Linked DNA regions of Homo sapiens: all the other regions are linked to region 1. Evidence: read pairs that join two places in POLR2A ChIA-PET (ENCODE). Cell type or tissue: CD4-positive, alpha-beta T cell. All regions are shown on one strand.

Region 1 (4,000 bases):
TTCAGCAAAGTGTTTAATTAATGCAGAGCTAGCGAAGCAGAAGGATTGGAGTTATTATTTAAATCAGCCTCCCCAAGAATTCAGATGGTAGCGTTTTTATGAATAATTTGGTGGGCAGAGGGCTGGGGAATGGGTGCTGCTGATTAGTTAATGATAAAATCATAGGGGTGTGGAAAATAGTCCTTGTGAGCTAAGCCTGCCTCTGGGTGGGGGCCAAAGGACTGGTTGAGTCATGAGTCCCGAGTTCGGGTGGAGTCAGCCGGTTGCTAGAATGCAAAATGAAATCAGAAATGTTTAGAAACATCTAAGTAGGTAGGTAATCCAACTATGACCCTTTGATAATGGGATGAATTCAGCTATAAAGAGGCTATATAACAAAATGCCTTATAAAGTACAAGGTATGACTTTTGTAGAAGATGATAAAAACACTTTTGAAAGTAAAAACTAGGGAGAGAACAAATACTGAAGCATTAATATCGATGTTGTTTGCGGCCTTTCATTTCCAGTCATTTCCATTTGCAAAGTATTAATTATAACCGTGATTAAGTTTGCCTTGTAGATTGCATTTGGATGAACTCTAAGGCAGATGTGCAGATTCATTATTTTATATCTCAGTTAATTTACATGTCCCTAGGAAAGCACATTAAATCATACAACTCATCTTTCATCAGAGTTGAACACTTGTATTTATTTGTTTTAAATTCGTATCTTCATGCAAAGCCATTGCCTTCCATCTCCCTAAGTGAGAACTGTATTTTATTTTTCTTTCCCAAAGAAACAAACTCAGGAATCTAATAATGAACCCAAATTGGTTTACTGGGAAAGGACAGGGAAACAAATGGAGATGCTGTCCAAGTATGCTGCCACCCAAGGAGAACCCTGCTCCCAAGAAGTCGTTTTATTTCTAAGCAAATTGTCCTGAATATATAAAGCTCACAGGCCCTCTTCCAAACCACAATTTTCTCTCAGCAGGACATCTGAAATGGAATTGTGATTGCTGCCTGTGCTATCCCTCAAGTCTCTCTCATCCGACACAGAACCCAGCCTAGTTAAGACGGTCAAAATCCCAAGTTTGGCTTCCCTATTTAATGTGTAAAATGTTTCCTTTTTTGTTTTTTGTTTGTTTGTTTGGAGATGGAGTCTCGCTCTGTCGCCCAGGCTGGAGTACAGTGGCACAATCTTGGCTAACTGCAACCTCTGCCTCCCGGGTTCAAGCGATTCTCCTTCCTCAGCCTCCCAAGTAGCTGGGATTACAGGTGCCCACAACCATGCCCAGCTAATTTTTGTATTTTTAGTAGAGATGGGGTTTCACCATATTGGCCAGGCTGGTCTTGAACTCCCGACCTTGTGATTTGCCCGCCTCAGCCTCCCTAAGTGCTGGGATTACAGGCCTGAGCCACCGTGCCTGGCAAAAATGTTTAAGTCTGATTTACATGGAGCTGGAACGTTTCCTTTGAAATTAAAAACCAAAAATCACAGATGACAGCAGAGGGCACCCTTCCCTCTCATATGCAGTTGACACTCTCACCACCTGGGGAAAAAGATTTTGTTTTTCTGGGTTTCTTGGGGTTGACAATGGACACACACTCCAGTTTGAGATGACACACCCGTTACTGGTTGATCCTGTCTCTCCCCATTCCATTTTCCTTTCCTCTCTGAGCTGACTGACCTTATCTTTGGGGAACCACAGAATAAAAGGAGTGGTTGCCGGCAGAATCCCTGAGGAATGTATTTTTTTCTGTACAGCTTGCAATGCTCCAGAAAGGACTAGAAGTCTTGCTTCTTTGTGGAGGCCTAAATGCGTAGTTGAGATTTGTGTTGGGTCCAGTCCCCCAATTATATTCCCCTAAGGGAAAGCAGACAGGAAGCTATAAAATTCAGAACATTCATGCCCTTAGCCTCCATTTCTCATTGTGCAATCTCCTTGTTTGGGACCCACACTGTTCCTGCTGTCAGCAGTAATGAATGCACACAGCACATGTTGGGGTCAGAATGAAGGATACTTGAGAAACATCAGTTTAGAGAATCGTGGGTGAATGTTAGCCCACATAATCTCCCCCAACAGAAGAGCTGTTTCAGCAGCAGCTGGGAAATGCAGTCAGCATCATGGCTAGAAGGAAAATGAGTGAAATTATTACAGAAAAATGGCAGATTCTAAATATTTTCCTACGAGTCCTTTAAGAAGCAATGCATATGAAAACATTTACTTCTTGGGTCAATATTTTATATTTAATCTAGATAAAATGCCTACTTCCTTTATCTGACTCTCCATTGTTTTTCACGATTGTGGTTTTGATCTGGACTTTTCATCCTGCCCCCAATAGCCCTACAAAGAGGGCTCAAGATTGCCAAATAAGGCAATAGGTTCCTGCCCATCACCACATGTGGTCATGGCTGGGCTATGTGTGGAGGCAGCCAAGGAAACAGGAAAACTACAACCTTTTTTGGAAAGTCTCCTGTCTTTCTGCCTGGAGAAACGTGAGAATTGCTTCAGTGACTCATTCCCTCAAGGTTGTGGGGAGGATGAATTTTGGCTTAAATGCCTTTTAATTTGCAGGTTTAATGGTGAAAGTTACCAATCAGAGCAGGGTATGTATTCATCATCATTCATTTAAAACCTTTTCTTTAATTTGGAGAGCCACCACGTAAGAAATGTTTTGAAGGTGAAACCCCGTCTCTACTAAAAATACAAAAAATTAGCCGAGCGTGGTGGCAGGTGCCTGCAGTCCCAGCTACTCAGGAGGCTGGGGCAGGAGAATGGCGTGAACCCAGGAGGCGGAGCTTACAGTGAGCCGAGATCGCACCATTGCACTCCAGCCTGGGTGACAGAACGAGACTCCGTCTCAAAAAAAAAAAAATGCTTTGTGGTCAGCATTCTCTCTCCTTGGACTGCCTGGTATTCTCTTTCTTATAGTGACATTGTCTGCTAACAGAAGACAAATGTGCCAGGATGATGGTGATGTCCTAAGTGAGAATCATCTACTCAATCTCTTACTTCAAAATGTTTTCCTAAAAACTCTTGCCCCAAACCCCTTCAGATGTTAGATGGCAGTTGACAATAGAATGGGGGATTGGTAGGAATTATGGGGCAGCACAGACGATCTATCTAGGATGCATGCATGTAGTTGTAGACTTTATCAGATATGTGTGGACTGAAGAGCTATATAAAGGAAAAGCCCATAGTATGGGTGGTTTTTGAAAATCATAGCTAAGATGAATTCTGGGCTCTGAATGGATTCACACACACACTAGGCTTGCCCCAGACTTCAACTCTTTTTAAAACCATAGTTTAAACTTTGCTACCAAGGACCAAGCACTTGGTGGTGTAAAGTAGTGATCAGGGCACCACCTCTTTTTCTCCGCCTGTCCTTCTGAAGCATTCCCCTGCCTCTGACTAGATTACCGTCTGTTTAAAGACAAGACCAGATTTATGTTTTTTGGATTTCCATTCAGTGTCCACCACTTACATATTATAGGTGCCCAATTAACATGTGTTGAACAAATACAGTTGGAAGAGCCACCCCTGCTCTTTGCTGCGGACAAGGGAAAATACATCTCTATGCTTTTTCCTTTCCATTTCAGAAACTAGAAGGGGGTGGTAACCCTGCCTTAGAATTTTTTCTGGTCCAAGGTAAAGAATAGTGTCTGATTCTGATCTTGTGCCAAGCCTTTGTATACTTCATTTCTAAAAGTAGAAATTAAAGGTAAATGGCCCTGCTGTTTGAAGTGGTGCTATTATAGGCTTTGCTTCTTGTGTACTACGATGCCCCTAGCAATATTCTTCTTAGAAGCAGGACGATGTGAATAGAGAACCCACCTTCTATACAGCAGTAATATATGTTGGTGTTTCCATCGTGGGAAGGAGAACCAAGGCAGATTCAATTGTCCCTTCATGGATTGAGACTCCCCAGTTTCTGAGAATCACTGTCCTTTGCAAGTGTGTGTGTGTACACACATGTGCACATGCATGTAACAATACAAGTCCACCAAGAAGTAGTTA
Region 2 (4,000 bases), 400 kb after region 1:
TAGATCTGTTGATGTTGAAAAATTTAATTCAAGGATCACATGTTTGGTCAGTAATCAGAGATATAGTCTAAAAATCTATGGACAGATATATTCATTGCGATGTTGTTTACCATGGAGAAAAATTCTATACCTCTTAAATATCCCTCAACAACAATTAGAAAAAAAAATATGGCATATTCTTAAAATGAACATAGCCATTAATAATCATGTTATGACCGGGCACGGAGGCTCACGCCTGTAATCCCAGCACTTTGGGAGGCCGAGGTGGGCAGATCACGAGGTCAGGAGTTTGAGACCAGCCTGGCCAGCACGGTGAAACCCTGTCTCTACTAAAAATACAAAAAAAAAATTAGCCGGGCATGGTGGCACATGCCTGTGGTCCCAGCTACTCGGGAGGCTGAGGCAGGAGAATTGTTTGAACCTGGCAGGCGGAGGTTGCAGTGAGCCGAGATTGTGCCACTGCACTCCAGCCTGGGTAACAGAACGAGTCTCCGTCTCAAAAAAAAAAAAAAAAAATCATGTTATAAGAGAATGGGGAAATGAGGCTAAAATGCTACATAACATGAAAAAAGGTAGGATACGCAATTGAATATCCAGAATGATCTAGGTTTGTAAAAAGAGGGACAGTGTTTACCAATATATGTAGAAGCAGAGAAAAAAAAATACTGGAAGGGAATACATCAAAATATTAACTGCAATTTTGGCTGAGAATGAAGTCCATAAGGGTTTTGTGGGGTTTGTTTTTTATCATTGTGCTTTCCTATATTGTTCAAATTTCTTAGTTATTAAATATTGCTTTTGAAAATTAAATATTGTTTTATAAAAAATACTGTTTTATGAAAAATTTATTGAACTTTTCATAATGAAAAATTCACTTACGAAAATAATATTTCACCTAAGCTTGCTGATCCTTTTTTGTGTGTTTTGTGACGGGGTCTTGCTCTGTTGCCCAGGCTGGAGTACAGTGGTGCGATCACAGCTCACTACAGCCTTGACCTCCCAGGTTCAAGCAATCCTCCCACCTCAGCCTCCCAAGTAGCTGGGACCACAAGCACATACCACCATGCCTGAATTTATTTTTTATTTTTTATGGAAACAGTGGCATCTAGCTATGTTGCCCCGGCTGTCTTGAACTCCTGGGCTCAAGTGATCCTCCTGCCTTGGTCTCTCAAAATGTTGGGATTACAAATGTGAGCTACCACGCCCAACCTGATCCCTAATTAATTAATTAATAACATGAAATGGGGGCACAGCAACATGCTAATAGTCTAATCCACATGATGGAAGTGAGAATGTCAGTTCTAAGTTCCTCCTGTATTTTTTCCACTCTTCTGCTTATAAGAAGGTCATCATGATTACATATAACATATGCCATACAAAAAGCCACTACTGTTACTTTCAGGTATGATGAATAAAAAGATTGCCCAGGCAAGTTGAGCAGGAGATGGCTGCTCTTGCAGTCTAATTAAGGGACAATGTGCCACCACCATTCTCTTAACCCACTGAGAGAACACAGGAAACGCCAGCTGCCGGAGCAGAGTTGGAGAAGAGATGGGGTGGCAGCGGCTGGGGTCTAGCTGAGACGTCCTTCTGTTTTCTTGGGTTAACAAAGGGGAAGAGACAAACCTTTAGCAAATGCATCCAGCTCAGAGCACATTTAAGCAAACTCTGCGGAGTGTGAGGAGGGTGTCTGGTGGCCCCAGAGAGTGGCTATGTTGGAACCCATGGCTGTGGCCATCGTACTCTTCTATCTTCAGGAAACTGCTCACCTTGTGATCAGAACTTTGACATTATTGGCCACTGGGTGACCAGATGCTGTCCTTAATGGCACTGGATATGTGTCTATTGTCATTTACAAGAAAAGAAGCTTCAGCCGTTCCTTAGGCGATACACAGAGTTAACTTGTAAGGTATGATGTGAGATTCACATGAGATCATGTTGTCCTCCATGCTCTCTAATTATTCTTTGGTTGGTATTGGTCTCAGCAGGAGAGATTGCAAGTCTTCTGGTCTCACAAACTACCCCTCCCACGCCAATCCCATCTGCTCCATCATGGGGCATCATCTTGCCGTTGGTCAGCCATGTTCCCCTATCTCATACTGATGCTTCCTTGGAAGTCCCCGTGCTAAACCACATTACTTTACCCTGGAGATGCCCCAACTCCTCCCCAAGGCCTAGGTGAAGTGACTCAACCATATGTACACAGTATCCTCAGATGTACACAGTATCCTCTCCATGGTAGTGAATCTGTATACTAATTTATACATAATCGATTTATGGGTGTAAAGACTTCACAAATAACTAAACATACAAAATGTGAATTCTCCTTCCTTCTCCTAGCTTAAGATTAGCTCAAAGACAATGAAAGCTGTACTGTGCTGTGCAATCTTCTCACGACCCACACGAAACAGGAAGCTCCTGGGGGTTTCTCACAAGCATGTGATAGATAGTTGTGGTTTCAGTGCAACAGTCAGGTAGATTTTGCAGCCGGAAACATTCACACAAAACATCCTTTATGGCTTCTGTCCAACTCCAGTGTTAGTCAGATGCAGTCCCTTTTACACTTTGACAAAAACCATTTGATTTCTCACACTGTATTTATTTTTTCTTATTGCAATGTCTTGTCTGAAGATACCAGACAAAGGATGACAAACTGGAGCCAGCTGAAGTGCAGGGCCCTTTCTCAGCTGCTCTTAAGAATCCCTCTCAGCACTTTGGGAGGCTGAGGCGGGTGGATCACCTGAGGTCGGGAGTTCGAGACCAGCCTAACCAACATGGAGAAACCCCATCTCTACTAAAAATACAAAATTAGCTGGGCGTGGTGGTGCACACCTGTAATCCCAGCTACTCAGGAGGCTGAGACAGGAGAATCTCTTGAACCCAGGAGGCGAAGGCTGTGGTGAGCCGAGATTGTGCCATTGCACTCCAGCCTGGGCAACAAGAGCAAAACTCCATCTCAAAAAGAAAAAGAATCCCGCAGATTGAGCCATTTTCCCCTGAGCAATAATCCCTCAAGCTTCTAAAGACACCACTTAGAGAAGGAAGAGCCTCGCCCCACTAATGCAGCTGAGTGATGCCCTTTGGGAAATTAGGCTAAGAGGGAATACCTTTTAGCTGCCTTCTGTTATTAATCTGGTCTCAATACCAATCAATGTTATTTATCACTACTGAACAAGCATTAATGCAGAGTCTGAAAGGGGCCTTAAATCTCGTGTAGTATGCTCAGAATCCTAGGAATCACACTTTTAGATCCCAATGGTATTGGGTCAAGGTTTTCCCTTCCATGGCAGATGAAGTTCACAATTTAGGATGCATGCTCACAAGCTTTGCAAGGAGATTACACTTCCGTTATGAAGAAAAAAGCAAACAAAAAAGAAAACCTCTTGCACCATTAATTTCAACTGCAATCAAATTGCAAGATTTTAAGATGATATATCTTGCACAAAGGTATTGTAGATAGAAGAGAAGCCTTTGTAAATATTTATATATTTCTCCATTGAGGGTTTTTAATTTTTGTTTTGTTTTGTTTTGTTTTTGTTTTTGTTTTTTTTAACTTCAGACAGAGAGCAAAGGAAACAGAGCTGGGTCACGATATCTCAAATGGAGGATGGTTTCTCTTACTCGTCTTCCATTTCCTCTATTCCTCATTCTCAAAGTCACACACCTTAATAAACACCCCAAGAAACATTTCTAAGTAGACAACACACAATTTTTAGTAATTGACTTATACAGCAAATGCTTATTTAGCTACAGCTGCTATGGTGGCCTGTCTTCTTAAAACTCACTAAGGGTCTTCCAAACCCATATTTTTGTCATCATATTAACCTTCTTTCTCACTAAATTATTGCTGAGATAAAAATAAATCAACAAATGAACCAAAAAATAAAATGGGTTTGGGATTCATTGCCCTTTCCTGTTATGTCCCATCTAAACTCAAGCCCAAGAAGAGGAGAAAAGGCAATACAAAGTCTTGGGAAAAACAAAGACTAAAACTCTTTCT
Region 3 (4,000 bases), 540 kb after region 1:
GTACTAGGAGATGGTTTATCCCAGATGGCGCATACCTCTTCCCAATTCCACATTCAGAGCTGTCACACTGGTGTCTTGAGATCTGCCATGGTGACAGTATTTACACCATGGAAATACTCCAAATCAGGGCTGCCCCCACCACCTTGAGAACCAGTTGTTAAACATTTACCAGCACATGACAGGTCTATTCCATTTATTTAAGAAAAACCACCTGAAGGGGCTTTTATTCCTTTATAGTATAGATAGGCAAGTCAAGCTCACAGCCAGTGATAAACCCACCTAAGATCTCACAGCTGGTAAGAGTGACTGAGTGTTGAGGCTGGCTTGTCATACTCCAAAGTTGATTTTTCCACTGTACCCTCAAAACCATTCTTCACTCCTCCAGTTCTGCCTACCCTTGACAGGTTTGATTACTCTAACTAACCAAGAGAATTGTGGGACTTAATAGCAGGTTCAAAACTGTAACTGTCATGCCTAAGTTGGTGGATGGCCACGTTTTGGCTGTGGAAGTGCAGTTTCCTGGGGGCTCACCTGGGTCACTGCCAACTTGACCTAAATCAAGTTTAAAGCCTTCCACCCTAGAGGTTAGGCAGCATATGAAAATACTGAATTCTCCACTGTCAACTGCAGAGGGTTAAAAGGGATTTGATGTAAACAAATTGCCAGGTCACACAAAAGTCAAAGTGCCACATGGCTTCCTCTTAGACAACCTGGAAGTGTTTGAAGGTCAGCAAACACAAGTGCTTCATTCAGAAGTGAACAAAGCAAATAGCAGGCTAGCATTATTGACCTTTGGGAGCAGAATTAATGGTGGCAATTGGAGATTTAAAACAAAACCAAACTGACTTGACTTCATGTTCTATTTTAATCAGGTTCCTATTTCTCTGTGTACTAACTTTGTTTTATTAAGTTTTGGGTTTTATTTTAAATGTGCTCAAAGCATAAGACATCTAAAGTAGTTAGTGGGCGTGAGGAATTAATTGACCCAGGAGCAAAGACTGCACATCTGACAATGGTTCTCAGTTTGGCTGTACATGGGAACCACCTGGGGACCTTTCAAAACGCCAGCTGCCCTGGTTGCATGCAGACCAGTTAATCCAAATCTCGGGGGCAGGGGGTAGGGGGGTCCCTGGCATTGGTCCTTGCGGATTGAAGCTCCCAGGTGATTCCCATGTGCAGCCAAGGTCGAGAACCACTACTCTTGTAGTTTATTTCCCTTATTCCCACTTAGCGTTTCTATTTTTTGAGTTTCTGTTGTGTATAGTCTGTTTGGGAAAAGCACTGTATCCAGTTACATGAGAGGTCCTGACACCACAGAAGGTGAAAAGGCCTCAGGGCGTTTCCTAGTGGGTGTTTCAGAGAATAAAGAATCCCCACACCTAGAAAACCAGTTCTCCCACACTCACCAGGAGTGACATCACCAGGAGCCAATAAAAAATTTCCACTTGAGTTTACCAGTTAAGCCCTCAATTGATTGAACCTAGAAATTGCTAGACAAACTGTGAAGGATTAGGTTCCTCCAAACTGCTCCTTTTATGAGGCCCATTCTCTGATTTACACTAGATCTAGCCTCTTACCAGTTCTCTCAGTTTCAATGCATTTGTTCTGTGGCTGTTGTAGTATTGGCAGGAGGAGGATTTGAGTCCGCAGGCAGATAAGAAGCCAAGTTTCAGAGGAAAAACAATGGAGATTCCACACCCTGAGCTCCTTGAGTCTAAAACCAAAGCCTAAAGGCTGTAGGCAAATTGTTGCTGCCCCCTATTGGCAGTGATTGGTGTTGACGCATGAGAAAGAGTCCAAGCCCCCTGGTGGTAAATTCCAGCTAGGCCCATCCCTTGCTGTCGCTCCACATTCCACTAACAATGCTGTAGGCACAAAAGAATTCCCCCTTAAATATATCAGATGGGAGTTGTGAAAGGAAAATAAATCTTGGGACCCCAAAATCACTAAGCTAAAGGGAAGTCAAGCTGGGAACTGCGTCAAGCAAACCTGCCTCCCATTTTATTCCTAAATAAGACAGCTACAAAGATAAAAAAAAAAAAAAGACATACCTCCCTCACAATTTGCCCACAAGGAAATTCCTCGTGGACAAAGGACAGACAGAGCTCAAAGTCATCCCTCTGAGGCTCATGTGAGACAAATGCATATCTGATTGCTTCCTCTGCCCTGTCGTTTCACCAAGGCAGACCAGGCATAAGTGACTATTCCTCCACCCTCCTCTCCCATGTGAATTGTATATTCAGTGAAAGGCTAATCAGAGACCCAATAGAATGCAACAAATGTCTCTTATCTACCTGTGATCTGGAAGCCCCCTCCCCTGATTCGAGTTGTCCTGCCTGTCTGGACGGAACCAATGTACATCTTACACATGTTGATTGATGTCTCACGTCTCCCTAAAATGTGTAGAACCAAGCTGTGCTCCGACCACCTTGGGCCCATGTAGCCAGGACCTCTTGAGGCTGTGTCATGGGTGCATCCTTAACCTTGGCAAAATAAACTTTCTAAATTGACTGAGGCCTGTCTCAGATATTTTGGATTCACAAATTGGTAACCATGAAGGGATTCTGAGTGGAGGTACCCCTGACCTTTGACAAATCTACTGTTGGTGCTTGGTACCAGCTTGAGCTATCTTTATGGCTCAAGCCAGTAGGACAATTGGCTGAGGCCTGGGAGACACCCCCACCCCCGACCAAGAGAATCCCTGATCTCTCCAAATTTGGTTGAGATCTAAAGTTTATTTTGCTGTATAACTCCTTTTCTGGAGTTTCACTTGCTCCCAAAAAGGAAGGCAAGTTTTCCTGCTTCCATGATGAAGAGTGCAGGTAACTCCTTTCTGGAATTTCAGCTCACTTCCAACAGGGAAGGCGAGTTTGAGTTTTTTCCTGCTTCAAAGATGGTAGAGAGCAGTGTTCAGCCTGAGCCCCATTCCTAGGTAAGTAGCTGAATTGGGCTTTTGTCTTGGCTAAAGTTAAAATTAACAATCAGCTGGTTTTAATTTATCCTTACCATTAGAGCGCTTGGTAATCATATATTAGGTTGGTGCAAAAGTAATTGCGGTTTTGCATTCTTTTTAATGGCAAAAAGCACAATTACTTTTGCACCAACCTATAAATTGTGGCATTGTTTGCTTTGCTTAGCTGTTTTTTGTTGTTCTTTGTTTCTGTTTTGGTTGTTGTTTTGGTCTTTTTTTCATTGGTTTCATGCACATCCGTGTGAAGAGACCACCAAACAGGCTTTGTGTTAGCAACAAGGCTGTTTATTTCACCTGGGTGCAGGCGGGCTGAGTCCGAAAAGAGAGTCAGCCAAGGGAGATAAAGGTGGGGCTGTTTTATAGGATTTGGGTAGATAAAGGAAAATTACAGTCAAAGGGGGCTGTTCTCTGGCGGGCAGGAGTGGGGGTCACAATGTACTCAGTGGGGGAGCTTTTGAGCCAGGATGAGCCAGGAGAAGGAATTTCACAAGACAATGTCATCAGTTAAGGCACGAACAGGTCATTTTCACTTCTTTCGTGGTGGAATGTCATCAGTTAAGGCAGGAACCGGCCATCTGGATGTGTACGTGCAGGTCACAGGGGATATGATGGCTTAGCTTGAGCTCAGAGGCCTGACATTCCTGTCTTCTTATATTAATAAGAAAAATAAAACGAAATAGTGGTAAAGTGTTGGGACGGTGAAAATTTTGGGGGGTGGTGTGGAGAGATAATGGACGATGTTTCTCAGGGCTGCTTCGAGCGGGATTAGGGGCGGCGTGGGAACCTAGAGTGGGAGAGATTAAGCTGAAGGAAGTTTTTGTGGTAAGGGGTGATATTGTGGGGTTGTTAGAAGAAACATTTGTCATTTAGAATTATTGGTGATGGCCTGGATACAGTTTTGTATGAATTGAAAAACTAAACGGAATAAGAGAAGGAGAAAACAGGTATTAAAGGACTAAGAATTGGGAGGACCTAGGACATCTAATTAGAGAGTGCCTAAGGAGGTTCAGCATAGCCTTGCCAGTAAAG
Region 4 (4,000 bases), 390 kb after region 1:
CATTACAGGGGAAATTTTCCTCTTAAAATATTTGCTTTCATAGGAATTCTGTCTGTGTCAGCACTGTGGTCAACCCCAGTGTCAGGAAAGTCCACTTTTAAAGATATGGGTTGGTGTGAATGCATATAAAATGATGTGAGAGTGTATTTACGCAGATGTGAGTTTGCTGGATTCTTCGTACCTCGTGACCCTCTAACTTTCTGTACTGCTGATTCAATTAACCATGCCTGTGGCACAGGAAAGAGATACTCTACTCTTTAAAAAATTAATACAATGAATGGAATTGGGAAAATAAGTGAAGAAAGATTGTAACTGTTTCATTTTTTTTTTCTAAAAAAACCCTTTTTTTCTCATATCCAAATCAAAAATAGTGATACTAACTTCTATTAAGTTAAACAGATGCCTTCTCTACAGCCCAGCAATTTTACTCCTAAGTACATAGCCAGGAGGAGTGAAAGCACAGGTCCATAAAATACACCAGTATTCATAGCAGCTTTATTCACAATATGCCCAAACTGGAAATGATCCAAATGTCCATCAATAGAAGAATGGATAAACAAATTATGGCATATTCTTACAATGGAATAATACACAGCAGATTAAAAAAAGAAAGAATAAACTGATACAATCACCTGGATAAATCTCAAAAACATTATGTTAAGAGAAAGAAGCCAGATGCAAGAGTACATTCTGTACAATTTCATTTATATGAAGTTCACAAACAAGCAAACCTAGTTTATGGGAGTAGAAGTCAGAATAGTGGTTCACTGGAGTGTGAGGGGCATGGGGGTTAATTGACTAGGAAAAGGGAAAAAGGAAGCTTTCTAGAGTGATGGAAAGACATAGATGTTTGTGTGGTCAGTGGTTTCCAGGAGGTATATTTAGGTAAAAATTCATCAAGCTATACACTTAAGATGTGTGCATGTTACTGTATGTAAATTATACCTCCATTGAAAAACAAAACATGGATAATGATAGTTGTTGCAGGGCTTACAGCAAGTATGGGATTACTATTAATAAGCATCAGATTCGGCTTTGTGCTTTTTGGCCACTCGTCATAAAGAGACCTAAGTAATATTTCTCATAGGATGGAGGAAGCACACATTAATCATTGATTGTTTCCTGTGTGCCTGATACTGTGCGCTGGAGGCCTTGGGAGACTTCATAATAAATCAGATCAGGCTCCTGCTCCCCTGTTCTGATGTACAGGCAGTACCTTCTATACCAGGCTGTGAAAAACACTAGACTGTGTTTGAGTGTGATTGTGAGCGTCTGAGTCACAGTCTAGTATAGAAGTTACTGCATGTACATTGGTGACAAAAATTCAAGGTAGAAAGTGACAGGTGACTCAAACAGGTTTGAACCAAGCACTGGGGGTGTCATATGCTTTGCCCGACATTCAGTTGAATTGTTGACTGATAGAGGCCGGTGAGGGGGCAGGTGCCATGTTTTCACAGGAAAGGGTGCTTAAAGGGTGGGATGGGAAATGTAAATGTATCAAGGAAAGTGCAAAGGAAATTTCCATTCCCCTTTTTCTGGCTTTGCCTGCATGGAAGAGTTTGCCCCTCAGCCTCAGAGGATCCATCTGGGGGCCCCAGGAGTCTCAGGGTAGATTAGTCTCCTATGGCTGCAGTAACAAATGACCACCAACTTGGTGGCTTAAGACAACAGTTTATTCTCTCACAGTTCTGGCGGCCAGAATTTTGAAATCAGTCTCGCTAGGCCCAAATCAAGGTGTGGGCAGGGCCACGTTCCCCCAGGAAGCTCTAGGGGAGTATCTGATCCTTGCCTTTTCCAGCTTCTAGTGGCCATCCATATTCCTTGGCTTGTGGCCTCATCACCCCAATTTCTGCTGTTGTTACATCACCTTTTCCATGTGCACGTAGATCTCCCTCTGCCTCCTTCTCTCAAGAATACGTGTGATTACATTTAGGACCCACTCAGATGATACAGGATAATCTCCCCATCTCAAGATTCTTCACTTAATGACATCTGCAAAGACCACCTTTTTTCATAGAAGGCTACCGGGATCAGGATCTGCTATCTTTAGAAGCCATTATTCAGCCTGCTACACAGAGCTAGTGCCGCCCTCCACCCCTGCCCCCTCACTGCCCACTGCCCACCTTGGTCCTGATGCCTGCAAATGGAGGCAAACACTGACCTCTCTCTGTCAGAAACAAACATGCAGTAATTAAAACGCGTGTTCATGGTCCCGCCTTCTCTCTTTCACCTTCTGCATAGTTGTATGGGCTGCCAGCTTCCTGGTTGCAGAATGACTCTTTGAAGAAGCCCCAGACGGAGCTTCCTCAGAGCTGTGGGTGGAATGTGCCCAACCAAGACTTGAGGGCAGGGCTTCTCACCGCAGCACTTTGTGGCAGGAGCTGTGCTGTGCGTTGTAGGATATTTAACAGCATCCCTGGCCTCTACCCACTAGATGCCAGTAGCACCCTCGCCTCCCCAACCCAGCTGTGGCAACCTAAAATGTCTCTAAACATTGCCAAACATCTCCTGGAGGGCCAAATGGCACCCAGATGAATCCCACTGCTCTACAGAGTGAAGTGGGGCCTCTCTGGCCCTGGGGGGTGGGGCTGGGCTGCTTTGCCACCCTTCTCTTTTCTAGGTCTCTTGAGTTTTGAGAACATGGAAGGGCCATGTTGCTGGGTCTCTAGTCTAGCCCCTTTGTCCTCAATCCTGCTGGGGAGGGGCTTCTAGAGCTGGGTTTCCCAAGACTAGGAATAACTGGGGCCCTGAATGAAGGGCTCAACTGGTGGATCCCAGGATCCCCTCTGACCAGACAGTTCTGGACCTGAGACAAGCTGAACAACCTCTCAGTTTTCTTTCCTTAGGGTCCTGAGAGGCAGTGGAAGTTGGTGTCTTGGACACTGGGGTCCCCGGGGGCATTCTATACTACTTACAGCCTCTGTTCTTGGTAGTAAACCCAAGAGAACATCTCAGTGGAGTAGAGCAAAGAGGCTAAGAGTGAGGGGCTTTGGCAGCTGACTGTTCAGAGTGGATTCTTAGTTCCACTCCTTATAAGCTCAGGCACCTGGGGCAAGTTACATGCACTGCCACAGTTTCTTCACTGCAAAATGTGGATAGAATTGAATCTCCTTCATAGGATTGTGGTGAGAATGAAATGGATGATACATATCAAGTGGTCAATAAATAGTCACTTAAAATGAGAATAACTTTTATCATATTTGTGTCTTATCTCTCTGTAAGATTTGATCATCCTCCTCAAGCAACCCCTAAGAAGATATTTCAAAGGGTGCATTTAGTTCTTGCCATCTCTGAGAAATGGATCTCTCCTACACATACATTATAGATAAAATACAATCATCCATGTGACATTCTGTGTTCTTCAATATCCCCATAATCTCATAAGCCTCTCCTGGTCAGTACTGCACAGGCCGAAACTAGATTCGGTTTTCTATGTACTTTCCTGTAGCCAGAAGCTACAGTTAAAGCTTGTTTAAAAAAAAAAAAAAAAGTAAAAACGAAGTTTTCTACACTGGCTGCTCCTTTCTTTGCTTTGAAGCTAGACTGTAAGTTCACAGGTAGCCCCAAATGCATAAAGATAAGGCTTCCTTTATAACAAGGAAAGAGAGAGAGAGACAAATCCCAAAGGCTTGCTTTTCACTCACATATATTATAAATTTAGTTGGATGAAGCAAGATTACAGCCAAATATGGGCAGAACATGCAGAGAAACCTTAACTGTGATTGGCTCTTAACTTTGCCCCAAAAGAAGAACATTGTGGTTTAAACATCGCCGTCCCAGGAAGTCTTGAAATCAACTGAAGGGTTTTTCAAATTTGTTCTTCATCATTTAAACCAGACCCAAGCCCACTCTCATTGGTTGCTGGAGGAGCTGAGACTGAAGTCTGTGCTGACATTTTCAACCCTCGTTTGACAGGATAATTAGAGGAGAAGCCCCCGGTGTTGGTGACATTTGAGTCTCAAGAGCTTCCAATCCCAGTGTTGGATTGAATTTCAGTTTT
Region 5 (4,000 bases), 510 kb after region 1:
GGAAGAGTGCGTGGTGTATGCACACAGTGAATGTGGCATGCACCAGCCCTGCCTACAAAAGTCTCAGAAGCCAGGGGCAAAGATGGTATTAGCACGACAATGTGATTACAGAAATAAAATGCTATGCAAGTGTCCAAGGAAAATATAAACTAGGTAAATACAGGTCTTAGAAACATATTTTCTTCCTAGCTTGCTTTGTTGTATATCTCTGCCTTACATTTGTAATTTCACCCCTTCTCATTACATGCAGAGAAAACCTAGTTGAGTCCCAAATTGGTGTGTTTGATTCTCTTAGATTGCAGTGTAAGCCACTCTTGAAAGTGTAATCGAAAAGAAAGGATTTGGGGAGTGTGGAGTGCGGAGGGTGGTTTTTTCTTATTTTCTTGCTAGGCTAGTGAAGGCTACTAGGGTAAATGAAGCATTGAGTGCTTTCAACGTTTTTAAACAACGTTTGAAGTTTCCATTCTTGAACAAAGAAAGACTCAAGATTTTTTATTTTTACTCTTTGTCTGTAATATTGTCTCCAAAACGCTCTGTTCTTTCTCGTTAGCACAAAATTGACCCCATATGTTTAGAAAAAAAAAATGCAAAAATATTTTCTTTTTGTCTCTTGAGGAATTAGATGCTTCTTTGGGGGAAAATAAACAGACCTTCCTTGTGCATTTAAAGGAGACAATACCTGATTCTGACTATAATGGGTCTCTTACACAGCCGAGAGACTCAAAGTTTGTGAAGATTTTGAACCCCACCTCCCCCCCATACACACTCAATCTTTGCATACACAGCCCAAAAGCTGTGTTGTTCTCCTGAAAGAATAAAATAGCTTTAAAATTCCAACCACTGGAAGGCTGCAAATGTGGCTGTGATGGTTGACAAATTTGCGAGATTTCAAAATGAAGCCAGCTCAATCTCAAAGGTCCTTTAGTGAGTCTCTTTTTATTTCCTTTATTTTTGCTTTATTTGTCTTGGTCAATTCAAAATTTGCAGAAATCCCAGACTAAACTGTGTGACCTTCGGGGCTTACTTAAGCTACCTTGGCCTGTTTTGTCCTGGGGGGAAGAGAAACAGTCATAGGGTCTCCTTCAATCCCAACGTTCTCTCATTCTAAGGGTAAACCTAATGTCCTCTTTGTATCTGTGAAAAATACTGTCGACTCCCAAGTCCTACATAGCAGGAACATATATCCCCACACTGACTCATAAATACCCCCAGCCCTTCTGGGAAGAATCTCTCTTGGGAAAAACAAAGAATCCCCCATCAAAATTAAAAAAATAAATTCTCTCCCATCCCCGTGTGCAGCAGTTAAGTGTACAGAGTGTGATATGGGCAGAAGCTTCTGAATTTCCCCATTCCACACGTCAAGCAGCCTGAATTCAATCATTACCATTTTACTTTTTTTTTTTTGTGCTATGTTTTAGCTTCGTCCCTCTAGGGGAGAAAGGTCTTTTAGTCCATGAATTATCCCTTTTCCTAAATGTTCCTTCTTCAACTGAGGAACACTGGAGCTGTGTTAATTTCTTAAAATCTTCTTTCGTCTTTGCATTGTTTGAAAAAGGCACACAGCAAAAGCCCACGTGGGAATGGTTTCTCTTTGTGCCTTGGGCATTTGCACTGTGCCCACACCCTTCCCTATAGGCAAGAAAACTACAGGGCTCCAGGCCCGTCTCCATCTTGAGATGGCTCCAGAACCTTTGTGCTTACTCCTCTCTTCACGGAGCTAAGCGGGCTGTGGCGCTTCAGGTTTTGTAGCAGCCTCTGCAGCAGCCTGTACACACCCCTTCCCTTGCAACGCAGAGCAAGGCTTCTAGCCTGATGGTCTACTTGATTGTCTAAACCACAGGTAAATGGTTTCCTGTGCATTTCTCAAAATAAGCGTTGAGCAAAGGAAATGAAAGCAACCAATTTAATAGTGATCAACAATTTTCCCTACCCCTCCGCTTCAAAAAGGGTATTTTCATAAATCGGTTTTGAGAGAAAAATGTTTAACTTCTTGGACATTTGCGTTGTAAAATTTAGCTTTGCAGAACATTCAGTGAACTAAGAGCCTTCTTAAATGCTGTTGTTTCGGCTTAATAAAACTGGTGCTTATTTAAAAAAAAAAGTCTCCACCCTTCCCTACAGAACCGAGGAATCCATTAAGGACCTTATAGAATGGCAAATCTTTTTTTAACTCTTAAAAAATTGACGTTGTTTCCGTCTTCCCGCACCAAGGACTTTGCTTTTACCCATCAGTGAAAATAACTACTTCCGATGATTGAGAAGTTATCAAGGACTCAAAGACCTAAATGTGAGTCAATTAATTCCCGCTGGATTTAAACTTAGTACAAATCTCACCTGTGTCCTGCTAGTGTCCTTTAAACCCAAAAGATCGAATAAGTATCTTTTAAATCCAAAGATTATTCAAATGAAGAGGACCCAATAAATTTAAAATCATGTTCACTAATCTTAACTGTATTCATTAAAGCAATTGTAAATATTGAACTCTGATTAGAAACCGGCCATTAGAAAATGAGTAAGCTCAAGTCCTAAATTCCTTCTTAACGCAGCTGCTAAAAATGTAATTTTTACTCATCTATGTTAATGCTAGCACTTGGTTAAATAACCAAGTTCAATTTGATACCCTGAAATAAGATACTGTGCTGTAAATTATCACCTTCATTTTCTTGAGCACGTGCAATGTCAGCTTATCAAAACCCGTAAGAACTGCAAAGATATTTTTATTAAAGCTCTCACACAATTCATACTAGGAATTCAATCAGCCTGAGAAAATGATCTCCTAGTATAGACAAGGTATTTTGCATACCTGGGTGAAACCCATTTCTATGCCATAAGGGAATTTATCCAGTCACCAGATGCTTGTCCCTCCCCAATGGACCAAGAGGTAGGCCTCTTTGCAAAGGTTTCATCCGCGATCCTTCCAGAAACCAAACAGACACACCAGCTAAGTTTTTAAACTTTTTATTTGCATATTAAAAAAATTGTGCATTCCAATAATTAAAATCATTTGAACAAAAAAAAAAATGGCACTCTGATTAAACTGCATTACAGCCTGCAGGACACCTTGGGCCAGCTTGGTTTTACTCTAGATTTCACTGTCGTCCCACCCCACTTCTTCCACCCCACTTCTTCCTTCACCAACATGCAAGTTCTTTCCTTCCCTGCCAGCCAGATAGATAGACAGATGGGAAAGGCAGGCGCGGCCTTCGTTGTCAGTAGTTCTTTGATGTGAAAGGGGCAGCACAGTCATTTAAACTTGATCCAACCTCTTTGCATCTTACAAAGTTAAACAGCTAAAAGAAGTAAAATAAGAAGGCAATGCTTGTGGAATGTACAGTGCATATTGGCGGCGCACGCCTCATTACGATTCGCCTGCTTGCTTCTCCTGTTCAATCGCTGTGACCAGAAAAAAAAAAAAAAAAAAGATGGAGGGAGATGATTAAAGGATTCAGTACAGACTAAAGGGCTTTCATTTAAAGCATCTTTTCAAATCATAAACATTCTACACGGTATTCCACAATGGAATAAAATATGTATATTGAATATACTAAATAGAAATACATTTTAATGGATAAATGTTTGTATATTAATATGGCATATTAAATATTCCATTACTAAATTACTAAAGCCCCGTGTTTGTTGGCTGCAAAACCATTTTTAATTAACCTTTGCAAGCCACATTCATCAACTGTCGGCTCTTCCCCCGCACTCCCCCCTCCCGAATTCTTCCCGCGGCCGCTCCCAGCCTCCCGCCCTCCCACCGGCCGCTCCCACCCAGCCTTTCTAAAGATGGGGGTGGGTCGGAGCTCACTTTCTTTGGAAGGCAGTGGATTTTTCTCTTGCGTCTCTGTCTTCTTCAGTTTCGACTTATCGAATTTCTCGATCTCAGCCATATCGGGTTTGTCAGACATGGTTGCGGAGGAAAAGCTGCAGGGAGCAAGCCAAGAGCGAGCGTGAGGAAGAGCCACCCGCCCCGCTGTCTCTGGGCTGGGAACTGCACTTC
Region 6 (4,000 bases), 410 kb after region 1:
CGGACATGTGCCTGGCAACATGGGCACCCCCACATATCCCCACGTGTGTAGAACGTCATGGTGCCCTGCATTTGCATATTAAAAGCTAGGGTGGGGGGCCAATTTTTTCGCAGGCTACATGAATGACAAGCCTGGTCAAACCAATCCCCTGAGCCCTGTGCAAATCAGACACTGCCTCCTCCAGCCTCCTCATAAAACTGGCTGGTATCCTCAGCACATGGGGCCTCCTCTCTTGGATTTGGAGACCCCCTCCCTCTGTCTCTGTACAGAGGAACTTCTTCCTTCTTTCTTCTCCCTTCTTTCTTGCCTATTAAATTCTCCGCTCCTTAAAACCACTCCATGTGTGTCCATGTTGTTTTATCTAAACCGGCATGAGGACCAAGAACCCTGGTGTTCCTCCACTCATCAGAACCATATCAGTCTCACTCTGTTGTCTGGGCTGGAGAGCAATGGCATGATCTCGGCCCACTGCAACCTCCACCTCTGGGATTCAAGCGATTCTCCCACCTCAGCCTCCCAAGTAGCTGGGACTACAGGTTTTCCCCAACCATGCCTGGCTAATTTTTTTTGTATTTTTAGTAGAGACTGGGTTTCACCATGTTGTCCAGGCTGGTCTGGAACTCCTGACCTCAAGTAATCTACCCGTCTTGGCCTCCCAAAGTGCTGGGATTACAGGCATGAGCCACCATGCTGGGCCCTAAAGACAGTTTTAACATAAATTCTAGCCTTTTTTCTTAAACTGGTGCAGCAATCAAATAAGCTATCTTTTTTTAAAGGATTTTTGTGTTTTACCCTCATCTGCCATTTCAACTTAGCCAAAATACACTAATACGGCTATAAATTTTTACTGTTACAGTGATTTCAATAATTGTACTGGGCATATAGCCTCTAGATAATGGCAGAAATTGAAGTGAAACATATTTAAGGAGATTGCTTACAGAATTGTTCTCTTAAAAATATCCTGCTTGCATTTATTCAACGATTTTCTGTGAAATGGGAAAGAGGAAGGAGGAAATATTACTTACTGGGTTACTTGTTTTTTGTTTTATCAGACTATCGTTCTGGTTAATTTCACCAACTGGGGAATGTTTAAAATGGATTTATTGTTTAGGGCATGTGTTAGGATGAGGATTTCTCAGCCTCGGCACTAGTGACACTTTTGGTTGGACAATTCTGTATTAGGGGAGTTGTCCTGTGCATGGTGGCATGGTTAGCAGCCGCCCTGGCATCTACCCACTCCATGACAAGAGCAGCCTTTTCACTGCCCCTTTCCCGCCTCCAATCCTGATAACCAAAAATGTACCCCCTGCCAATTTGCCTTCCGATTCAGAACCACTGGAGTCTCCTAGGCAGGTTTCACGCTACACTGTGAGAGCTCTAAGAGGAATTGGCTTTTTTGGATATCTTTAGCTTGGTTTATGCCCCAAGGACACGTGAAAAATCCTAAACGATGATGATGCCTGTCTCACCTCACCACCAATCCACCTTCCAACTCTTCGCAAAAACACAAATGCACCTGTCATTTGAGGGAGCTTAAGTTAATCAAGGGAAACATTCACATGTACTTGCTTTACACCAGATTAAGAAAAGGAATATTTCTTCCAACATCAGGCAAAATTTTGCTATTTGTTACAAGACAAAGGTAGGCACGTGGGTTTTAACTCTAGTGTCTTTGCTGGCTCCTGAACTAGCCAGTTCTGCCTCAGAATCGCAGTGGTTTCCCCTGTGGCTATGAACAGAACATTCTACAGCACAACAGTCACCATTAGTGGGTCACACTAGTTTTGCATTCTCTGAAATTGCAGCAGTCACAAAAAAATCCCACCACCCCTCTGCTTCTTGAGCTTTTCTTTCCTCAAATGGAATCCACATGAGTCCAAGTCCATGCCAGAAAAATGAAATGTGTATTATTCGGGAAACATTTCCCTAAACAAAATGACACAGGGAAATTCTTCCTTGCCCAAAGCTGAAACTCTGTGCTCAAGAGCTCTCTTATCGGAATTCTGCACTCAATCTTAGATACCTGATACATTCTGCTACTATGATATACAACTTCCTTATGCTTTGGATAAACAGAGGCATATTTTCAGCTTTAATGCCAATATTAAGAGAAGGGTTACAGCATTTTTTTTTTTTTTTTTGGCTTTTACATCCTTTGCTTTTGCGTCAGACAGCAGGATCTCTAGCCACAGTATAGATCCAAATTAATAGAGACACCCATCTGCAAAATGTAATCACTTTCAGCTCATGATGCTATTTTCTAATCCTAGAGCTCCTTGTGCAAGGTTTGTGTGCAAGAGTCTTGTGGCCTGGCTTTCTGAAAGCAACTTCCTGTGCGTGTACAAAAATATTTCAGGCTGCTATCTATTTCTAAATACTTGCCCTTTCTTTTCTCTCTGTTCCCCCTTTTTTTTTTAGACTTTCACTACCCTTGTGATAGATTCCGTTGTCTTACTTTAAACGTGAATATAGTATCTGTGTTCTTTATGCTTCCCATGATCAACAAGGCCTTGCACAAATTTGATAAACAAATGCAACAGCAGAAAGAAATTTTTATATTCTTCCCTGCCCCACCCTCAATAAAGCTGTAGCAACCCAAATAAGCCGACCTTCTCCCAGTAGAAGACATTTTATAGTTCAACCATTTTCTATAATGAATAACTTTCAACCCAGAGTGCCTCCTCCGGGTTCAAAACTCAAGCTACTTGTGATAAAAGAAAGATGTTTTAACTTCAGCCTGAATGATTTTATGCCTCCATGAAATATAAACATTAGCAGAGAATAAAAAGCTATGAAGATGCTTTACTATGAGATTTGAGACTTCATTTTCTACAGATATTTCTTTCAGAATCCACTTAATTGAATCTGTTTGAATGTGTAATTCTTTGTTATTTGATTTTGTAGACATTTTTAAAAAATCAATACAAATTAAGCCTAGAATACAGAAACATATTAAAATTCTTTTTTTGGTGGTGGAGCTACATTCCAATGGTTAGAGGAAGGAGAAGGAGAAAGAGAATAAACAGAATAAATAAGTAAAAAGACATAGTTTGTTAGAAGGAAATAAGTCAAGCAGAGCAGAATAAAGGGAATGATACTTGGGGACGGGTGTGATTGGAAATAAGAGTGGTGAGGACAGGCCTCCTTGGACACTGACATGTAAGCAAAGACTAAAAGAGTCATGTGGGCACTGGAGAGAAGTGTCTTCCAGGCAGACAGGACAGCCAGTGCAAAGGGGGTTTGGGAGTGGGAGCATGCCTAGCATTAGGAGGAACTGATGGAGGCCATGGTGCTCAGTGAGACAGTCGTGGGAAGAGGAGAGGACGAGGCCAGAAGGTAACAGGGCCATCTCCTATAGGAGGCCTCTGTAAGGATTTGGCTTCTACTCTTGGAGAAATAGGGAACCATTGCAGATCTTACTTAATTATTATTTTTTACTGAGGTGAAATTCACACATCATAAAATTAACCATTTTAAAGTGAACAATTCAGTGGCATTTTTAGTGTATTCATAGCGTTGTGCAACCGACACCTCTATTTAGTTCTAGAACATTTTCATCACCTCAAAGGGATATTCCCATACCCATTGGCAGTCATTCCCCATCATCCCCTCCCCGTGGCCCCTGCCAACCACAGTTTGCTTTCTGTCTCTATGGATTTCCCTCTTCTGGACACTTCATATAAATGGAATCATATAATATGTGACTTTTGCGACTGACTAGTTTCACTTAGCATCATATTTTGGAGATGCATTTGTACCTTATTTCTTTTTATGGCTGAGCAATATTCTGTTGTATGCATATGCCATAATTTGTTTATTCATTCACCATTTAAAGGTCATTTGGGTTGTTTCCACTTTTAGCTATTGTGAATAGGGCTACTATCATCATTGCAGGCTTTTAAGTAGAAAAGGGACATTATCTCACTTCTATTTTATACAACACATACAGGGCTATTTTATGAGTCACCTACTAACCCAAATTAGTAAATTCATTGTAAAA
Region 7 (4,000 bases), 530 kb after region 1:
CTAGTAAGACCAACCATTGAATGTGACAGTTTTAAGTTTTATTTTTCAGCATTTTATTTACATTTTCTACCCTCAAGCAGGGGCAGCAGTGAGGAGAAGGTGAGATCTCAGATGCTGTAGAGACGGTTAAATTGGCCATTGACTAGGTCAAAAAAGTATATATATATCCCTGTGTATGTGTGTGTGTGTGTGTGTGTGTGTGTGTGTGTATATATATATATATATATACACACACTGTATATATATATATATATATACACACACACACACACACACATACGCTATATACATATATGGTATAAGACTATATATATACACACATCTGTATACATATACAGTATAAGACTGTGTGTATGTGCATATATGTATGTGTATATATATATATATATATACACACACACACAGTCATGTACTGTGTGATGACATTTCAGTGATCCCATAAAATAATACTGTATTTTTTACTGTACCTTTTCTAATTTTAGATACACAAATACTTAGCATTGTGTTACAGTTGCCTACAGTATTTAGTGCAGTGACATGCTGTACAGGTTTGCAAGCTAGGAACAATGGGCTGTACCATATAACCTAGGTATGTAGTAGGCTGTACCATCTAGGTTTGTGTAAGTACACTCTGTGATCTTCGCACAATGAGGAAATCGCCTAGAACGTATCCCCATTGTTAAGCGATGCATGACTATATGTAAATATGTATATATATATATATATATATATATATGTTTTTTTGTTTGTTTGGATGAGAAACACACTAACATTTGTAGTGATAAACATTTTTTGTTGCTTTGTTGCACCTTCTCAGTAAATCCCATGAATTTAGTCTAAGGATGCTCATTTTACAGATGGATAAACCGAGGCTCCAGAGATCACAGTTGGCAAGTGGCTGAGCTGGGACGGTATCCAGCTCTATCTGGTTCCAAAGTCTGGTCTCTAAGGCCCTCCTCACTGAGCTAAGAACAACATGAGAAGATGCCCGTGTATGGTAGGCTTTCAAATGCAAATCAAACAATGAGGACCTCTCTGCTCATTTCAGACTGACAAAAATGAAAAGGTTGAGTAGTGGCTCCAGTTGGCCAGAATGCAGGGAAAGAAAAGTGAAAGCTCTTATATGCTGTTGTTGGAAGGGTCAATTCGTAGGGACTTTTCAGAGGCACCGGTGGCTGTCACAATTAAAACAGCATTTCCAGTTGAACCCAGCATTTCCAGTTTAAGTCCAGTGACAGGACTCTCATTCTATAGCCATACTAACACACTTACATATACATATACATACACATGCACAAACATCTAGATCTTTCCCCCATAGCATTGTAGATAAGAGTAAAAGCTACAATCAACCTAAGTGTATATTAATTGGGAGATTAATTAAATACATGATAGAGTACCCAAACAATGGAAAACTATGCAGCTGTTAAAAAAAGATTGAGGCAGATTTATTCATGATATGCTGTGGAAGGATGTCCAAAGAATACTCTTTTTTTTTTTCCCCCGAGACAGAGTCTCGCTCTGTCACCCAGGCTGGAGTGCAGTGGCGCGATCTTGGCTCACTGCAACCTCTGCCTCCTGGGTTCAAACAATTCTCCTGCCTCAGCCTCCCGAGTAGCTGGGATTAGAGGCACCCACCACCACACCAGCTACTTTTTGTATTTTTAGTAGAAATGGGGTTTCACCATGTTGGCCAGGCTGGTCTCCAACTCCTGACTTCGTGATCCACCCACCTCGGCCTCCCAAAGTGCTAGGATTACAGGTGTGAGCCACCGCGCCCAGCCAGAATACTCTTAAGTGGAAAATAAAGAGCCTCATAAATAGTGTCTGATCCCTTCTGTGCAATAAAAAAGTGAGGTGTAGAGAGACCATTTCCGGAAGGGAATTTTAAGAGCTTACCTCTGGGGAAAGGAAATAGAGAAACCTCTACCATTTACATTTTTACCAGAAGCATGCATTACTTTTATATTTTAAATATTTAAAACATTATTGATGTTTTACTTTCATATTTTATACATTTAACATTTTTTCTGTGTATTTTCTTGCTCAAGAAACTTGTCACAGAATCAACAACACGCAGTTGAGTATGCCTGTGAAAGAAACAGAATGTGACCCTGGGCTTAGGGTTTCTTTAGTAAGAAAACACCTTTGAAAGGAAGTGAAACACACCACCAAGCACCAAGACAGAGGGAGGGGGACTTCCTGCTTATCTGCAAGGGAAGGAACCCGTGTTCTTAAAGGGGCAGGAGGAAAGTTATTTTCAAGTCAACTGCTGTCATAACCCTAGATCAAACTAACTGCAGACCAGTCTGCAGTAGGCCCCGTTCTAGACTGCAAGTGTAGTCAGCCAGCCCACCATAGGCCCAGTTGAGAACTATCCTCACTTACAGTGGCTGTGCTTTGGATGTTTTCCTTGTAGAATGTGACCATAGCATTACATTTTGGTGAAGTGAATCATATTTTCAGTGAGGTAGGGAAGTTGCTCGTAGGATCATATAGTGATATGTATATGTGCCTGAATATTCATGTATGGTGTTTCTCTAAGTAGAAGCACGTGTGGCCAAATTGAACCACTATAAAGGTGTACATTTGTACAGGTACTTGGTTTCTTAATTTTGCCATTATTTTGCATCTGCTAGCTCACCCTTGCCTCCCAACAGCCCTGTGAGGGCATGAGAGGGCAGCTGGCATCCCATCCATAAGTGAAGACATGAGACACACAGTAAGGGACTTCCCCAGGGTCTCTGAGCCCCTAGCAAGACCAGAAGGGGTCCCCAAGCCTAGCAGGTCGGCTTCTGGCCTGGTGCCCCGGCAGGGGAGGAGCTGTGGTTTCCTGTGGTTTCATCATCCGTCTGTCTGACCGTTTATGTGGAAGTAACTTTCCACTAGCTTCTCCTAGGCCTCCCTCAAGAGTGAAGTGCCAATGGGGCCCTGAAAGGGGGCTCTTCGAGGGAGAATCCACGTGGGTAGTGGTTGGGGGACGCCTGGGAAAACAGATGAGGCTGGCGAGGGCAGGGGTGACATCCTACCTCCGCTCTCAGCCTCTCATCTGTGCCCACACTTGCCTGCCTTGTGTGGCTTTATAGCATGGGAGGCGTCTGCCAACTGCCCGATTCCTACTAGTTATTGGATAATCACTTCCACAGAAGCAGAGCAGAAAAGCCTCACGCCGCCACAGGCCCGCTCTACTTCCACCGAGGTGACTGCCATTAGCGGCATGGCTTCTGCTGCTCCTGGTGCAGGAGGATTGGATGGGCTTGGCCCTGGCTTGTGGTTCCCTGAGAGGGCCACGCAGGGCCCAGGGAGATAACAGGGGACATCTGTGTTCTCTCCCGCTTCCTGCCGTCACACCCTGAGGGAGGGTGGCCAGATTTAGCCAATAAAAATGGAAGACGCCCTCAAATTTAAATGGGAATTTCAGGTAAATAACAAATAGCTTTTTAGTATGAATATGTCCCATGCAATATTTGAGACCATAGAAATTATTTTATTTCTGTGAAATTCCAATTTAACTGGGCATCCTGTATTTCATCTGACAAGACTACCCTGAGGGGGAAAACTTAGGCCCTCTCACAGGCACATTGCTACTTTGGCTGTCTCTGTTTTTTTTTTATTTTTTATTTTTTATTTTTGAGACGGAGTCTCGCTCTGTTGCCCAGGCTGGAGTACAGTGGCATGATCTCGGCTCGCTGCAGCTACTGCCTCCCGGGTTCAAGTGATTCTCGTGCCTCAGCCTCCCAAGTAGCTGGGATTACAGGTGCGTGCCACCACGCCCAGCTAATTTTTGTATTTTTAGTAGAGACGGGGTTTCACCATTTGGCATGGTTGATTTTGAACTCCTGACCTCAAGTGATCAGCCCACCTCGGCTTCCCAAAGTGCTGGGATTACAGGTGGGAGCCACCGCTACCAGCCTGTCTCTTTATCCAAATTCTCCCAAACATAGACACACACACACACACACACACACACACACACCCTCAACGGGTCTCAGGCCTCTAA

What was found. Peaks named below come from ENCODE experiments on the same cell type or tissue, not always from the same donor. Only the 100,000 strongest peaks of a DNase experiment are listed, where the experiment ranks them.
Region 2: POLR2A ChIA-PET joins it to region 1 with 11 read pairs; 10 of 35 experiments call an interaction of 5 or more read pairs at or near these places.
Region 3: POLR2A ChIA-PET joins it to region 1 with 15 read pairs; 20 of 35 experiments call an interaction of 5 or more read pairs at or near these places.
Region 4: POLR2A ChIA-PET joins it to region 1 with 12 read pairs; 11 of 35 experiments call an interaction of 5 or more read pairs at or near these places.
Region 5: POLR2A ChIA-PET joins it to region 1 with 29 read pairs; 23 of 35 experiments call an interaction of 5 or more read pairs at or near these places.
Region 6: POLR2A ChIA-PET joins it to region 1 with 11 read pairs; 10 of 35 experiments call an interaction of 5 or more read pairs at or near these places.
Region 7: POLR2A ChIA-PET joins it to region 1 with 11 read pairs; 21 of 35 experiments call an interaction of 5 or more read pairs at or near these places.

What each region holds. Positions count from the first base shown.
Region 1 is chrX:13,485,861-13,489,860 of GRCh38, reverse strand. No RefSeq gene overlaps it. Among named protein-coding and RNA genes, the nearest start is that of EGFL6, 82 kb to the left of the region's middle. RefSeq lists an enhancer at 2,906-3,005. In CD4-positive, alpha-beta T cell, a CTCF peak has its summit at 1,538 (motif pointing right); a DNase peak (open chromatin) is centred at 1,500.
Region 2 is chrX:13,085,894-13,089,893 of GRCh38, reverse strand. The region is part of intron 3 of LOC105373133 (a long non-coding RNA gene); the gene reads right to left. Among named protein-coding and RNA genes, the nearest start is that of FAM9C, 43 kb to the right of the region's middle. RefSeq lists enhancers at 2,090-2,249, 2,320-2,539. In CD4-positive, alpha-beta T cell, no CTCF peak of the experiment used is centred here; DNase peaks (open chromatin) are centred at 1,593, 2,133, 2,463 and 3,613; H3K4me3 peaks cover 2,115 bases; H3K27ac peaks cover 3,844 bases.
Region 3 is chrX:12,944,736-12,948,735 of GRCh38, reverse strand. No RefSeq gene overlaps it. Among named protein-coding and RNA genes, the nearest start is that of TLR8-AS1, 3.4 kb to the right of the region's middle. RefSeq lists an enhancer at 1,524-1,653 and a cis regulatory region at 1,528-1,971. In CD4-positive, alpha-beta T cell, CTCF peaks have their summits at 1,572 and 1,772 (motif pointing left); DNase peaks (open chromatin) are centred at 1,430 and 1,765; H3K27ac peaks cover 1,149 bases.
Region 4 is chrX:13,091,047-13,095,046 of GRCh38, reverse strand. The region is part of intron 3 of LOC105373133 (a long non-coding RNA gene); the gene reads right to left. Among named protein-coding and RNA genes, the nearest start is that of FAM9C, 48 kb to the right of the region's middle. In CD4-positive, alpha-beta T cell, no CTCF peak of the experiment used is centred here; DNase peaks (open chromatin) are centred at 1,286, 2,336 and 3,766; H3K4me3 peaks cover 1,187 bases; H3K27ac peaks cover 2,735 bases.
Region 5 is chrX:12,976,170-12,980,169 of GRCh38, reverse strand. It overlaps TMSB4X (thymosin beta 4 X-linked), which reads right to left. Exons shown (of 3, transcript NM_021109.4): 2 at 3,809-3,924; 3 at 2,947-3,393. The coding sequence starts at 3,908. The coding sequence ends at 3,359. Among named protein-coding and RNA genes, the nearest start is that of TMSB4X, 3.1 kb to the right of the region's middle. RefSeq lists enhancers at 588-647, 2,248-2,367, 3,503-4,000 and a cis regulatory region at 1,602-1,894. In CD4-positive, alpha-beta T cell, no CTCF peak of the experiment used is centred here; DNase peaks (open chromatin) are centred at 11, 1,349 and 1,769; H3K4me3 peaks cover 4,000 bases; H3K27ac peaks cover 2,659 bases.
Region 6 is chrX:13,080,203-13,084,202 of GRCh38, reverse strand. The region is part of intron 2 of LOC105373133 (a long non-coding RNA gene); the gene reads right to left. Among named protein-coding and RNA genes, the nearest start is that of FAM9C, 38 kb to the right of the region's middle. RefSeq lists an enhancer at 2,259-2,428. In CD4-positive, alpha-beta T cell, no CTCF peak of the experiment used is centred here; DNase peaks (open chromatin) are centred at 1,712 and 2,312; H3K27ac peaks cover 3,515 bases.
Region 7 is chrX:12,955,255-12,959,254 of GRCh38, reverse strand. No RefSeq gene overlaps it. Among named protein-coding and RNA genes, the nearest start is that of TLR8-AS1, 14 kb to the right of the region's middle. RefSeq lists cis regulatory regions at 1,991-2,457, 2,626-3,489 and enhancers at 2,332-2,561, 3,252-3,331. In CD4-positive, alpha-beta T cell, no CTCF peak of the experiment used is centred here; DNase peaks (open chromatin) are centred at 2,194 and 2,874; H3K4me3 peaks cover 2,881 bases; H3K27ac peaks cover 3,494 bases.